3 separate regions of the Mus musculus genome follow, and all the other regions are linked to region 1. Evidence: chromatin loops called from intact Hi-C (ENCODE). Cell type or tissue: left cerebral cortex. All regions are shown on one strand.

The links. A loop is a pair of places that touch in the nucleus more often than their neighbours do. Peaks named below come from ENCODE experiments on the same cell type or tissue, not always from the same donor. Only the 100,000 strongest peaks of a DNase experiment are listed, where the experiment ranks them.
Region 2: a loop joins it to region 1, with 3 times the contacts of the local background. A loop is called at or near these places in 8 of 42 quality-filtered maps.
Region 3: a loop joins it to region 1, with 5 times the contacts of the local background. A loop is called at or near these places in 7 of 42 quality-filtered maps.

What each region holds. Positions count from the first base shown.
Region 1 is chr14:104,811,589-104,816,588 of GRCm38, forward strand. The region is part of intron 2 of D130009I18Rik (RIKEN cDNA D130009I18 gene); the gene reads left to right. Among named protein-coding and RNA genes, the nearest start is that of Gm24280, 160 kb to the right of the region's middle. In left cerebral cortex, a CTCF peak has its summit at 2,602 (motif pointing left); a DNase peak (open chromatin) is centred at 2,600.
Region 2 is chr14:104,461,458-104,466,457 of GRCm38, forward strand. It overlaps Pou4f1 (POU domain, class 4, transcription factor 1), which reads right to left. Exons shown (of 3, transcript NM_011143.4): 2 at 4,228-5,000; 3 at 863-3,087. The coding sequence ends at 4,272. Among named protein-coding and RNA genes, the nearest start is that of Pou4f1, 4.0 kb to the right of the region's middle. In left cerebral cortex, no CTCF peak of the experiment used is centred here; DNase peaks (open chromatin) are centred at 195, 517, 2,433, 2,532 and 3 more places.
Region 3 is chr14:104,454,622-104,459,621 of GRCm38, forward strand. D130079A08Rik (RIKEN cDNA D130079A08 gene) reads right to left here and starts at 4,715. Exons shown (of 5, transcript NR_168067.1): 1 at 4,598-4,715. Gm35362 (a long non-coding RNA gene) reads left to right here. Exons shown (of 2, transcript XR_383718.3): 2 at 1-1,656. In left cerebral cortex, no CTCF peak of the experiment used is centred here; DNase peaks (open chromatin) are centred at 2,678, 3,619, 3,866 and 4,449.

The DNA.
Region 1 (5,000 bases):
CCCTCTTCTGAATCTTCCTTTCCCTACACCAGCCACAGAACTTCTGGCAGACACTCTGTTTTATTTGTTGTTATGCCCCGGGTTGCTCAGAGCCTAATTCATCATCAAAGTATAACATATTTAAGTCTCACTAAACACTATGAAACTGTATGAAGTTCCATCACTCATGTTAACTTCGGAGAAATTTAAAAGGTCTTCTTCAAAATAGTTGGACACCAATTGTACGCCAAGAAGGGAATCCATAATTCAAAGACTTTATTCTTTCTCTATGGGAACCAGTTGGAGAGGAAGAAAACTTCCTGGGTCCTAAAGCAGCCAAAGCTATAATGTGGAGGAAAGGAGAATTACCTCGACTTTGCCCTTACAGAAGCCAGCAGCCTTTATCCCTCATTGGAAGGCACCAGGGGCTCTAATTCATGACGAAATAATGTAAATTTTTGAAATATTCTCAGGATGGAGAAACTCTTTTCAGCCATGTATAAACTGGACTTTCATCCTCAGAGGGTTTCTTTGGGTCCAACTCTAAGCTTTGAGAACCACATCACATCGAAGGCTGGCTGGGGTACCTGAAGCCCCAGTATGCCCCTGGGTAACATGCAGGCTTGTGGCCATATGGTGTCCCCAGAGCCCGCTGTCCTCTGATCTATGCCAGAGTAGGCATATGCTAGGATATTTCAGGACCCTGAGGGAAGAGTCAAACTGTCTTAGGGCCAGTGTGAGGTGAAGCTCTCGTTTCTCTTTTTTACAGCAGGAGTGGAGACAGACACAGAGAAAAGGAGAAGAGAGTGTGATTGTTATCAGTCCTAAAGCACAAACAGTCAGGTTAGGACGTGCAAGACAAAACTTATGGGATCCCTGGAGAAAACCGTTCTATTTATTTTAAATAATAAACTTAAAATGCTTTTTTTTTTAAATGAAAAAGGAATCCTCTATCTTTAGCTTTCAGCCACTAGGCTTCTTGAAGGTCTTGGTTTTTACAAACCTTGGAAAAACAAATATCTAGAATGTACTTTATTTGGTGATGTCTTTTCTCGTGTGCTGCTTGTTTGATGGAAATTTAAGTCAGGGGAAGGAGACACTAGGAGGACTGAGTCGTTACTTCTGGAGTCTGCCGTGATGAAAGGCCCCGGACTTCCTTCAGCCTTCCTCATTGGGCTCCATATTGAGTGAGTGACCATTCGGTTCAAATATCTTGAGGACCTTTGTGATCTGAATAAGGGACAAAGGAGCCCAGTCAGAGAGGTTGTCCTTCCCAACAAATGTTCTACCGGACACATTTCGAGAAAGCTGGGAGTAAACCCAGGCTCGGGTAGGCTTTCGGACGGATAGGCAGACAGAACTTATGCCCCAAGTCTGAGTGCCAGGAACAGCTTATAACGAAACCCTTTTTGTTGAGAACAAACAAGCGTGGAAACAGCGAATCACTGGGAAACAGAACTACACCGAGGGGCATCGGAAAACAAGGAGCTGTGTGTTCAGTCTCCCTCCTGAATAAGGAAGAGACACATTCAAAACGGCACAACACACAAGTTGATCTTACTCCTAGTTAGAAGCTGCCTAATTCTAGAAACCTCCCTTCTCAGTTTCAAAAGAGATGGCGACGTTTGCTAACGTGCGCTGGTTGTGACCAAACACTGATCATTGTTCAGCATCACTGACAAAGCTTCTGGTGTCTCTTAAACTCATTTTCACAAAACCCAAGGATAATCTTTCCTTTCTTTGAGTGAAAAAAACAAAACAAAACAAAACCACTCTTAGATTTCATTTTGGTATAGAGAAATGTTATGTAAATCAAGTATTTGCCATATTTGAAATGTTGGCCATTCTTTAAAAATAATACACATGTATATTTTGTTAATTGAAAAAAAAACAACTAAACTTTCCTGGTGAATGGATATAAAGGTAGTTTCTTTTTCATATGATAGTCACATATCACACATATGCAAAACTCAAGTTTTGTAGGCTTGTTTGTAGGCTTTGTTAACCAACTGCTTCTTGCGGGGAAATAATTAGGGTTTTACTCAAATCTTTCTAAGGCATAAAGCAAAATAAGGATGAAGAAAAGAGCTATACACTAGAGGACTTGCCTAGTATGCACAGGCATATCCATAACACCACAAAAAGTTTTTAAAATATCACAAAAACGATTTTTAAATAGTTAGATTTCATTTTGTCTAGATATAAAGGCTCATGCCTGTGATTCGACCATTCAGGACACTACAGGGTCATTGCCACGAGTCGGAGGCCAGTTTGGTCTACAAAATGAGTTACCTAGCCATCTAGGCTGCAGCGTGAGATCTTGTCTCAAAAAACTAGCAAATCAAGTGTGTGTGTGTGTGTGTGTGTGTGTGTGTGTGTGTGGTTGTTGTTTGCACACATGTGCGAGTGTTTAAAAGAACAAAGAGAGCAAATAATAAAAATAAGCAGTTTCCTATTTCCAGACATGGAAAAGATATTGTATGAGTTGTGAACAGTCACAAAAACATAAATAAACATACAGAGTCCAAGAAGCAGTTATCTTTATAAATAAATCTGCTTAGATTCAACATTGCCGCTGACAGTCCTTGGTCAATGTTAAGACCGCGCCACCTTCTGGTCATAATGTGTATGACAAGTGCTCATGTTTACAGACTAGCATTTCTGCTTTATGTAAAACTTATATTGAAGGAAAACAACAAACACGCGACTTGTGCAGTTTCTTCTCCCTGGGGAATGCAGTGCGATGAGAACACAATCCCTAAATGTACTCCAGTGGCTATTGTTCTTGAAAATCCAAGTTTGCTTTTGAGCTCGCTCTTCTGTAATGGTTCACGACAGACCATAAACAGCCAGACAGGGCTGCGAATTTAAGAGCAAGAGGGTTTGGTTGTCTGTCTTTTCCCTAGTTGTTATTCTCTGAACTTCTTAGAGCCTGCGAAATCCTGCTTCAACAAGAGGAGTCAGGCCTCTGCCAGTCAGGGGAGGCAGATGGGGGCTGTGCCATGCCTCTCCAAAGCTACACAATAAAAAACACACAGGCTAATTTCTGAACAACTGTTACCACATTACTGTGGCCAAATGATGACTCTGGGAATTATATTCTGCTTACATTCCTCCATAGTTAGAGTTAGATCGATGATGTCGCTGTGGCCTTCAACGTCCTGGCTATAAATGAAAGGCGAAAATGGAATAGTTTTGATACCAAGCTGGACACCCCAGCTATGGAAGTTTTGGAGATCCTATGACCTGCAATTCCATAATACTTCTTTCATAGTTTGCATTTGAAAAGATAATCACAGAGGAAAGGCCTGTTCCCATGTGTGTAGCTTTGGGATGTGTATATCTTAATCAAAAATGTATCAGAAGCCCTGAAATCTTATACGCATGAATATGTATGAAGACGCAAGTGCGTTGATGGAGTCAGTAAACTTACTTCAGTGTTCTTCAACTTTCTCAGCAGAGATTGTTTAAGATTTCTGGGGCACACAGCCTGGTAACCTGTCTGCTGCCCATGTCTGTGTGCCAGCACTACCCTGTACCTACGCATGTCCAGCCCTAAAACAAAACTGAATGTAGACACCAATGCCCACACAGCACTGCGGTTTTGCTGTAGCCATCAAGAGCTTTTCCTTAACATTCTATTTCACTTTGACCCTGTTGGCCAAAATTCATTTCTCTAATATTAAATTGGCTTCTGAATCTATGACTTAAGGAATAGGGGAGTGGTTAGGGGGAAAGAAAGATACAGGCTAAATTAGAAATACAAAGTCTTTCTCTGCAAAGTCGTCGGCTTTCATTGGCGTTGAGGTTTGCTCTATATAAAATTTGATTATGAAGAATAATGATTTCAAAGGGAAGTTTCAAGAGTACCCAAGAGCCACCAAGATGGCTCTGTGTGTGAAGGTGTCTGGAACTCAGATGGTGGGAGGAGATGGCTGACTCTTTCAAGGTCTCCTCAGACTTCCACACACTCACACACTAAACAAACAAACAAACAAAATGTGAAAACAGTACCCCGAATTTTAATTACTCATCTGGTGAGGTTCTTCTCTGAGGGACAGACAGGAGCGCTTTCTACCTGACAAATGAGCAAGACCCAAATGGACTGAGATGTGAACACATGGGGTAAATTAGAACCACTTAAAAACCAGGTCAAAACCAACTGCAACGCAGACGCCTAGGAAAGGATTCTCCACTAGAGAATCAGGATTACCGATGACAAGGAACAGTCTTCCTTAGTCTTCAGCAAACCTCCACGAGATCAAGATGATGCAAATCTATCAACAAACAGGGACAGGAAAATAATTTCCTAAAGTTAGAAAGTGATAAATGATAAAAATCATTTGTTAACCATCATAAAAACTGGCTTAGGGATAAGTCCTTGCCAGCCCTACAAGAAAGAGACAACGGTTTGCACATCTGCAACACAGGAAGGTGGACTTGAAGAAACTTGGTAACTCTCCCCTTAGCCATCCCCAAAGCTCCAGCATGGGGTATTCTTCTCATCTCTTGTGTGCTTCTGGAGATCAGTAGGGTTTTCTAACCCGTGGGTCATGTGAAAGCTTGTGAAGAAAAGTTAGGATAACCCAGAATGAGGTATATTCCACAAAATTTTGCTTATGCTGAAAACTGCAAAGTCAGTATCACAAAATGCAAACAAAAACCTAAAACCTGTCCCAGGTTTTAAAGGACCAAAGAGACCTGATGGTCAAGCTCAGCTCAGGACCAGGGGATTTCTTCCTTAAGAAATCCAGTTAATTGGTAAAATCTGTCCCAATCTTAGCCTCCTGTTCTTGATAACTATGTGATGAATGCGTAAAATTACCATTTTTATAAAATACCAACTAAAGTATTAGGAAATAGATGGGCAACATCTTTCTAATTAACTAAAATAAAAAGAGCCCAAGAAAAAGCAGGCGTGAGGGGAATTATGTTTGAGAGAATTCTTCAGCTGTGTCTTGCAATCTTTCTTCAAGTCTAAGATTTTTCAAAGGAAAAGTCAAGCAACCAGTGATGGAAGA
Region 2 (5,000 bases), 350 kb before region 1:
CAAAGCACCAAATAAGGAAAGCCCACCCACTTGAAAGATAGAATGTGGGTATCAGCCCAGGTAACATTCAAGTCCAAAAGCCCAGAAAACAAAGATGAATCTTGGGGCAGGAACTTACCAACAGTGTTGATCTGGGTCCTCGTTCTGAGAGGCTAAATGTAAGAACCAGACCCAAGCAATCTTAGTGTCACAAGAAAGTAAAAACCGATACAATCACTGCAGTGGGTGCCTACTGTTTATTATACAGCTTATAACTGAAGTTGAGAATAATTTAAAAACACGAATTAGACAAAAGTCTATCCCGAAGCTAGCTGATGGATGCTGGTGACATCCTTTCTTAGACCTACAGAAAAAGCAGAATCCCATAGAGTTCAGAAAGCAGTTTTGAGAGGAAGGTAGCATTTCTGTGGTGAGTGCACTCAACGCATATTTTTCGTTTTCCCTTTCTTATTCTGCTCTTGTGTGTCTAAAGAGTCTATCACAGAATCAGAGCCCAGTTCCCCTACCTTCTGAAACTTCTGTTCTTTAGAGGAGTTCAGACTCACACATTTTATTTCCACAAATTAGCAGCTGTGGGAGGAAATTTTCCCGACTTTCTGAACCAGAGAACTTGAAAAAGCCTAACTACCACAGATCAGCAAATCATTGCCTTCTCTTGAGGAGTCTCCTTTTAACATTTTCTGTGAGTTGACAGCTAAAGGAGTCTAACAGGAGCTCGCTCAGTCCTTCCTGGCCTGAACACATCCACTCACTAGAAAGCAAAACTTTTTTTTTTTTTTAATTTTGCACAGTTTCCTACTACATAAAATAGGAAACCCTGCAAAGCGATGCGTTTTCATGATGTTTTATTAACATAATAGTCTTTTTTTTTTTGTACTGGGCAAGGATTTACTTAGTACAAAACAAATGCTTAAATTCTTAATACATACATTATCCATTATTATATAATACAAATGTATTTGCCTGCAACATTTCTGTTTGAGCAGATTATTAGAAAAACAACCTTTGTAAATCTTTTTATTTGTTCATCCCTGGATCTCCAACAATGAAATCTGGTCATACTTTTCTATAAAATAATGTGTTCTTTTACAAATGTATTTTATTAGAAACTCTGATGATATCTCAAGTCAATAACAGAAACAAATCAATTTTGATGGAAGAGATCTATTTTTAAAAATACCTCTAGTGCTTTTTAAAATATTAACAACTGTTTTAAAATCACACCTTTTTAAAATGTACTATTCTTTTCTGAACACTTTTCTTTCACAGATATGCCGGTGAAGTTAAAAAGATTTAGCTAAAATAGGATGACTTCAGAGGATATAGTCCCAACTATTAAGAAAGTTTGTACATTTGGCATTTGATCTAGTTCCAGGTCACCAAAAGAAAAAGAAAAAAGAGAAAGAAATAGAACACCTCTTGTCAATGTGAAGCAATAGGTGGTATGCAGAATGTTCTAAATGAAGTGAAGCATTTGACAAGTTGTTGGGGCAGATCATAGGATACTTTTCTAATTCATTAACTGCCAACGAAAAGTCCTTTAGTTACAACGTTTTTTGTTTTTTGTTTTTTGTTTTTTTTTTTTTTTTTTAGATGTGTTTTTCGAGTAGAACAGCACATTCAAACCTCTCGATGCCTGAATCCCTGACCTTCAACTTAAATACTTTGCAGGTGCCTGGTTGTTTACAGCTTACCATCACCACTCTGAAACCAACGAAGTGGCTTAAAAGCTTCTGCAGATAAAATTAAAACTTTGATAAAATGGACGAGTAAGTTACCTTCCTCAGAGCACCAGTTCCCATGACCTATCTGAAACTGAATTCTCATTCAGGAAAAACAAACAAACAAACAAACAAACACCAAAACAAAACCCTAAAACTCATCCTTTCACTCCCACTGCCTCCCCTGCCTCCCCCTCTTGCGTGATTTTAAAGTTTGGTTGAGGCTTTCTGTTTGGTGTGGGTTATTTGTTTTGTTTTGTTGTTTTCTCTCATTTGTTGACCGGCCCTACCAGGACTTGGCTCAATATAAACACAAAAATGCACCCAGATCATAAAACTGCTCTTCTTTCAGTCATGTTTTATTTGGAAGTGGACTGGGACACATCTCCCTGTTGTATGTTGGCGCACAGAAATGGTTCTGATGGGGTGGGGTGGGGGTGGGGGCAATAGAGCGAAGACATAACCAAGGAGAGAGCTCTGCAGACACAACATGGACAGGAGGATCAGTCAGTGAGACATTTCAGGATTAACACTGGCAGTTTGTAACCACTGTGTGTGGGCCTGTGCATGAAAGAAAATATTTACAATAATGTGTTTTCAGTGGAAACAGGCAGTAGACTGTGAAATCACACTATCCACAAAAAAATGGTCTACCAGAAAGCTAGCCCAGTTTAGTGCTCAGTTTCAAATGCATAGAATGTTTTGTGCTGCAAACAATGACATACAACATAATTAAATAAATAACAACGCCTACCCAGAGTGAGACCTAATCACATTTCTTTCTGCACCTTTCGAGCCATGCATGATTTCAGTCTTGTTAAACAGTGCTTCCCCCCTTATCTCTTCCGTTTTCATCTTTAGTTATGGTTAAATGATAGTAACAGACCATCTCCACATGAGATCCAAAGGGGATCTTCTACACAACAAAGCAGGCATTTCACTAAACCACATTTCTCTCTCTCTCTCTTTCTTTCTCAAACTGTCTTTCTCAAAAAATTTTTCCTTAAAATCCGTCAGCAGCTTGGATTATTAGTATGAAATATCACACATGATTTTCTATTTTGGAAACTCATAGTGCAAATTGAAGTTTTTGTGACTCAACATTTATCCCCGGTAATAAATGATCCTTGAATAACAACAACAAGAACAACAACAACAACAGGGAAACACTGTTCCCCTTCCCCCAGGTAAGTGCAGACCTATTTGAAACGAACAAGGTGGGAGGGGCTTTAAATCTTTAAATCTCTTCCTTTCTTCTGGGATTTTAGGTGATTTTTCTTACATGGGACTCCTGCCCCCAAATGAGAGCAGAAACTTCTCAGCTTTTCAACAACTTCACGGTTCTCCAAAGGAGGGAGACAGGGACCTAGAAGAGCGAGATGGGCTGTATTCAGTGGAGAGAAGTGGAAACGGAAGCAAGTTTCTTCCCTAAGATCTCCCACCCTCTCTTAATAAGTGCGATGGCAGAGTTTGAATCCGAACTAAAAAAAAAAAAAAAAAAAAAAACAGAGGGCACTCTAAAGTTCTAGAAGTAGGATGGGGGGGGGGGGACACTGTCAGATAATTTGTTCATGGATCCATGAAGAAAATTATAAAAGTAAAACCCTACTGTAGGTATGGTCATTTAATTATCCCAGAATAAATTCTTTTTTTTTTTCGGAGAACCTAATTTCTGTCTTTTGAGTTCTCATTGCCTCAAGACCTGACCAAGACCACAAGACTGAGGCCATTGGCTCCTGGGAAATGAAGATTCGGTGTGAATGACCAGGCAGCCTCCCCAAGCGCATGTAAGCTAAGCTCCAGATGCTGAGTGGAAGCCAAGCCTGGAGTCTCTTTGGAAGAGAGGAAATAAACCAAAGAGGGTGCAGGTGTGAGACTTTAGAAGGGAAAGTTAAACACAGGACTAGCTTTCTGCCCGGAAGCTCAAGGTGCAGGCTGATAGATTTCCTATGTGACTCACTTGTGCTTGGGAAGTTGGGGCGGTGGTAGTAATGGTACTGCTGCTTTCTCTTCCTTGGGGGTAAACGAGGCTGCAGAATACTGCTCCCAGGAGTTAAGTTCCTAAAGCATCTTTGCCCCCCCCCTTATTTGTCTAGTGTTTTATGTTTTGTTTTTGGTGATGGTTGGTAGTTTTATCTTTGTACATAGTTCCTTGGTCCCCAGATGATTTTGTAAGTGTCTCTGGTCAAGATCCCCAGTTCTTCACCCATCTTTCCCTCCCACCCTGCTCCCCAGAACCATCCTGCTTCTCGAAACCCCCCCAGCTCCAGTCTTTGCGTTTCTCCCCCACCCCCCAGGCCCTGCTCACCTAAACGTCCCCCATTCTCTCCTGCCATCCCAAACTTTCTCCACACCCACACCCCTGTTCTCTAGGCTGGGGGACAGCTAGGGCCGGGTGCAGAGTGGAGCTGAGGGAAGGGCAAGAAAAGGAACTCCCCAAATGCAGGCAGGATAACGGACAGTCTAAATGAGGGGAAGTGGGCCAGAGGGAGCCCCAGAAACGCACCCCTCAGCTCCCCAGTGTGCCCCACCCGGCGTCTCACACCCTCCTCAGTAAGTGGCAGAGAATTTCATCCGCTTCTGCTTCTGTCTCTGGTTGCAAAACCACACCCGCACCACGTTCTTTTTGAGGTCCAGTTTCTCGGCGATGGCGGCGATCTTCTCAGACGAGGGCCGGGGTTGTACGGCAAAATAGGCCTCGAGGGAGCGCTTCTCGGGCGCGGCGATGGAAGTCCGCTTGCGCTTCTTCTCGCCGCCGTTGAAGAGCTCCGGCTTGTTCATTTTCTCACGCTGCGCGCCCTCGGCCTCCTCCAGCCACGCCTGCAGGATGGGCTTGAGCGCGATCATGTTGTTGTGCGAGAGCGTGAGCGACTCGAACCTGCAGATGGTGCTCTGGCTGAGCGAGCCCACGCCCGGGATCTTGAGGTTGGCCAGCGCCGAGCCCACGTCGGCCTGCGTCACGCCCAGCTTGATGCGCCGCTGCTTGAAGCGCTCGGCGAACGCCTCGAGCTCGCGCGGGTCCGTGTCCGAGTCGCAGATGGACGCCAGGCCCGCCGCGCCCACCACCGCCGCCGCGGCCGACGCCGCCGCCACCTGCCCCGCCGCCGCCGCCGCCGCTGCCGCCGCCGCGCCGTGGTGCGCCGCCGCGGCCACGAGCCCGGGATGCGGCAGCCCGGACGGCATGTTCATGGCCGCCGCCGCCGCGGGGTGCGACAGGTGGCCCAGGCCGTGCATGTGCGGGTGCGGATGCGCCGAGCCGCCCAAGAGCCCGCCGCCCGG
Region 3 (5,000 bases), 360 kb before region 1:
CCTGCAGCCCTTAACTACACATATGTTTTCATTGTCCTGAATTTTTAAAATGAACTTTGCAAGGCTTGGAAAGTACACCTAGAAATTTTAAATTTAACCCTGTACTAACAATAGAACTCACTACAAAGGAGTGATTGGTGTTAGTTTTTGCCCCCTTGTTGCTCCCAGGAGTAGATGATAACTTGTAACAAATAAAACCTTTCTATTAGTAAGGAGAATATGCTATCATCTTTTTTCAAAATATACTTCTGTTTACAGTTGCCTAAACTCATCTCCAGATTTATATTTCAATATGCTCTTTAGGATGCAAAATTCCTGTCAAATTAAAAAGTGCTCATGTCTTGCCCGCTTCCAGCAAATCACTGCAGCCCCTAATAAATCCAGCTGGGGTTCGTTCCACGGCCTGATGCTGCTGAAATCATTATTGTCCTGCCTTGTTTCATGTCAGAGGCCTCTTTGCCTCATCTGTCATGAAACCAATTTCACTTTATTTACATCCATTTGCTAGTTTAATTACTGTGCTGATGAATAGCCTGAAGGAATTAAGTTACGAGTCTTTGGAAACCAAAAGAGACAGATATATGGGCTAGCTTTTAACTACAGGGAAAGAAATAAAGGCTAGTGGCTTACACCAAAATTTAAAGATAAAAAGTATTTCTCCCTACCAAGCTGCTAATTCAGGATTATCCATCTTCACGTATGCAGCCCCTCCTGGATGGAAGTGTGCTTTAGAGTTCTTCATATTTATAGATGGACCAGTTCTGTACACTAGTATTCTCCACTTTTAAATGCACCAACACCCCCCCTTTTTTTCATAACTAAGCTTCACATATGATTTCCCAGCCAAACCAAACAGTCTAACGTAGTGGACTCCTTATTAAAAGCAGATAACAAATGTTAACCTTATCCTGCACCTAAGATAGGAAAATGCCTTTGTGAGAACTATAAAACTTAATACCTCCAGACTAATATATAGTACAAATTACCTGTATTTTGTACATACTGTAATAGCACTTAGATAATTTTTGTTTTATATAATTAAGCACTATTTCACCCTCGCCTTTAGTGTATTTTTAAATCTTTCTTAAGGACATTCAGTTACTTTCTTCCTTACATGCCCAACATAGTAAAATGTTGTGGGTGTATGCTAACGATGAGGTCTTATGATCTAAGTGATAGATGCACTCTCAAACATATGTAAGCAATCAAGTATTTACTCACACACAATGGAAATATAAGATCAATAAACTTTTAGTCATTCCATATATTACAAATTAACTTCTACAATATAAGCTTATTAATCATGACAGTATTTAAAAGAAGACATATTCAGCAGTATGTATTCCCTATTATATCACTTATTGTAGCTTTTACGATAGAAATTTGGAAACTTTTCACGTTATTTATCATCATTGTAAATTAAAACAACACATAACAAATTGACTTTTGGTGATTTTACTGTAGACTGTAGTCTCAAGTAAGACTGCACATGCAGATAAGTAAGTTTTAAATTTATCTTGATTATTTTTTTTTCTTCCATTGCTCTGTTTCTGGTACAGTTTCTAGCCTTTTAAAAATGAATGTACTCCCTGGATTTACTTACGAAATGTGTGCATATGACAAATATATTCATCTCTTAATAAAATTTTAATTATTTTTTTCTTGAGCTTATCATGAATAGCATCTATAGAGTCTCCATGTGTTGATACAGAGTTACTTTTAAGGTTGCACAAACTTTCTAAACAAAATATCTAGTTGAAACTTACTTCAAACATTGGAAGATCAGAGATATTTCAAAGCAGAAACAAGAGAGGTGAGTTTTGTTTTGTTTTTTTTAAAAAAAAATATTGTCGTTTAATGTTTTTACCACCTGGATATTCTGCAATTTAATTTATCATAAGCTCAGCTTAAAGGAAGGGGCAAAAATGTAAATGTGTTTACACTTCCTGTCTGAGCAACTAGAAGTGGAGAAAACCCTATTGCCCATGTAGATATATATTAACGTATTACATATTCATTATAAATCCCCTGAGATCTCTCTCTATGCCTTGTTTGTGTCTTATAAAAAAACATTTCCCCTGGTCCTTCCTCTGTCCTTAATAACATTTATCTATAAAGCAGCACATATCACAGAAACTTTTTGGGGGTCAAGTGAGTCTTGCTTATAAAAGTTGTCAAATGAAGAAACCCTAGACAGGACCCTTGAGGTAAAACTTCCCTCTAAGCAGTACACACAGACACCAGCTAATTCTTTGGTAGATATTTGTGAACAGTCTTCCACTAAAACAAAGGAAAACTGTTGCTTTTTTAAATATACAGTTTATTCCTTTTTATAAACAAAAGTAACTGGAAGGGATTTTAAATGGTTTCTCTCTCCCTCTCCCCCTCCCCCAGATCTCTCATTCCTCCCTGGATCCAAGACCTTCCCCTCCTTCTCCAGCTCCTTTTGATTAATAGATCCATGCGGCTAACGGCCTGACATATGGTGTGCGAAGCAGCTTGAGATAGTACCTTAGGCATCCCCTACGGCCATTAACATATTAGGGGCTTATGTGCACTCAGACAGCCAGACCTCATTGAGAGCCAGCATTTGCAGAAAGGCTGCACCCAGAGCTGTTTGATAGAGAGTTTCAATAATGTACCACTCTTCCACTTTAGGGGACTGGCTTCTGGTGCTGAAACACTGAGACGGAATTGAATGAAATTTAGAAATAAGATTCAGTTACATTCAGCAACAATCAGGGGGAGAAAAAAACCAAACCACTGTGCTTACATCTGTTTGTATATGGATCTGCACGTGGAGGCTCTGCTTCAAGCTCACAGACAGCCACTGCTCCTCCGCATCACATCAGCAAACAGCTAATGTCAGCTGCATGGATTTATTTTGTTTAAAGATTTATTTTGCTTAAAGTCTTCTTTATATCCAGAACCTGGCAGTAAAGTACCAGTGCAGTTACTGACAGATATTCTTCAAAAGCAAAACCCAAACAGCATAATTTAAAGGGAGATTTTATTCTGAATCTTGTGGCTTGATTTTTTTTTTCCTAGTAGAAGAAATCAAATGCAGTTTACATCTGTAGCATTTAAAAAGAAAATCGGGAAGAAAAATAATGAAAATTTAACTTTAAAGAGTGTGTTTGTATTTTAAATATATTAGTAAATAAAATCCTTAGAGAGATGTTGGCCCATCTTCCTAAGCAAAATATCAAAGTTTACTAACAAACCAAAAGTCTTGACAACAACTCGGAAGGCAGAAGAAACCCTGTGAGTATATGTCCGAATATATAAATGTTGGGCGCGAGAGATAATGTTAAAAAAAAAAATCAAAAGATCCATCTCATTCCGAGCTTACTTGATTCACTTTAACCTCAGAACTGAAGCTTGAAATTCGCTTTGCCCACGTTCTCGCCCTTCCAGCCTCCCGCTGAGAAGCCACTGCGCCCCTTTTGAACTATATTCTGGCTGTTTGCTTGGCAAATAAATACTGTTCCGCCCTATTAAACCTTTTAGGTAGTTTTCATCTCTGGATTCCTCAAATACAGAGCTAATAAGGCGATGCTTTGAAGCTGTTTTACTTTCAAACTATAGCCCCGAGGCGTTAAAACCCACAAAAGGTAAGTGAGAAGTAAACTGCCAGGAGCGAGGCTGCGCCCTTCCTTTCAAAACTGCTGGGACTCTAGCCGAAAATAGTCCGGATTTCAGTGCAAAACCGGGTTTCAATTGGAAGCCCCTGGGAGTTCTATTCGTGTGCCACTTTACCAAAGGAAGTCAAGAGAGAAGAGACCGGTTTAAGTTTAAAAGCCTGGGAATTTCTTGGAAGGAGGTAGAGATGGGTGGTAAAGGCCGAAATTGGTTTCCCTAAGTTGATGCTGGCAAACATGTGTCAGATGGAAGGTAAAGATTAGGAGTTAGTTGGCAGTGGACTCAAGGAACCAGTAAAAGAACTTCTTCAAGAGGAGTGGCAGTGTGCGCCAAGAGATTGCTGGCCGAGCTTAAACTCACTTGGAACCTAGACATTAAGATTACCCATTCGGAAGACTCTATTAACTTACATTTGTTCCCTGCTTTCCCAGTCCCAAGATAGCTCCCGCCCCCGCCCCTCTGCACCCAACATGAGGATTTTTTTTTTAAGTTTAGTTTAAATGTAGGCAAACAAAACAACCAAAACGTATTCGGTTTTAGTGAAAACAGATAAAAAGCGCTTGCCGCTGAAAGGCTACACATTTTAAGTAGATTTGACAAGAAAGATAAGCCTGATCCAAACATCTCTGTACCTCGTCAAAGGCACCCTACCTACCTGCCTTTTCAAATTCCTACATTTCCATTGCTAAAACAGAATGCATTTTAAGATTCTGCAGAGCCCAGGACGCGAGCTCCCAAACCCGTGAGCCTCAGAGCCCTCTGCACATTTAGCTTCTCTTTCTTTTTCTTTCTTTCATCGCAACGATTTGATAAAGTCGCAGAGATGATCAAAATTAACATAAATCATTATTAGTTATTAGGATTTGCTCTAAATTACACTGTGAATATCGCACCAGCCCCATCTGCCGCCCCTGCTCTCTCAGCAATAGATTGCAGATAAAATAAATGTCCTTACCCCATTAGAAGGTTCCTGTCTCTGTAGCCAAAAGCCAAACAAAAGCAATAAATACCAGGCTTTTTCTCTCACTATTCAGCTGCGACTCTTCTCATCAGCCCTTCCTCTGGAAAAGCTCAATAGCTGCCTGAAAATATTGCATTTTATATCACCAAAGGGCGATTAATATTGCATTAACTGTATTTAACATTTTTAAGCGCGAGTAATCTACAATGAGTTACTTTCTGTTAGTAAGTACAGGGGCGTCAGAACTCCTGCAGACCACTTAAGATAGCTTTGTGAACGGATTATTTATCTCACACGTTGTATTTTTTTTTAATAATGTAAGGGTGTGCCACGCGATGTTTGAAGTAGAAGAAGCCGTGCTAATGGTCTGCTGAAAGTATTCTGACACTGTCTGGAG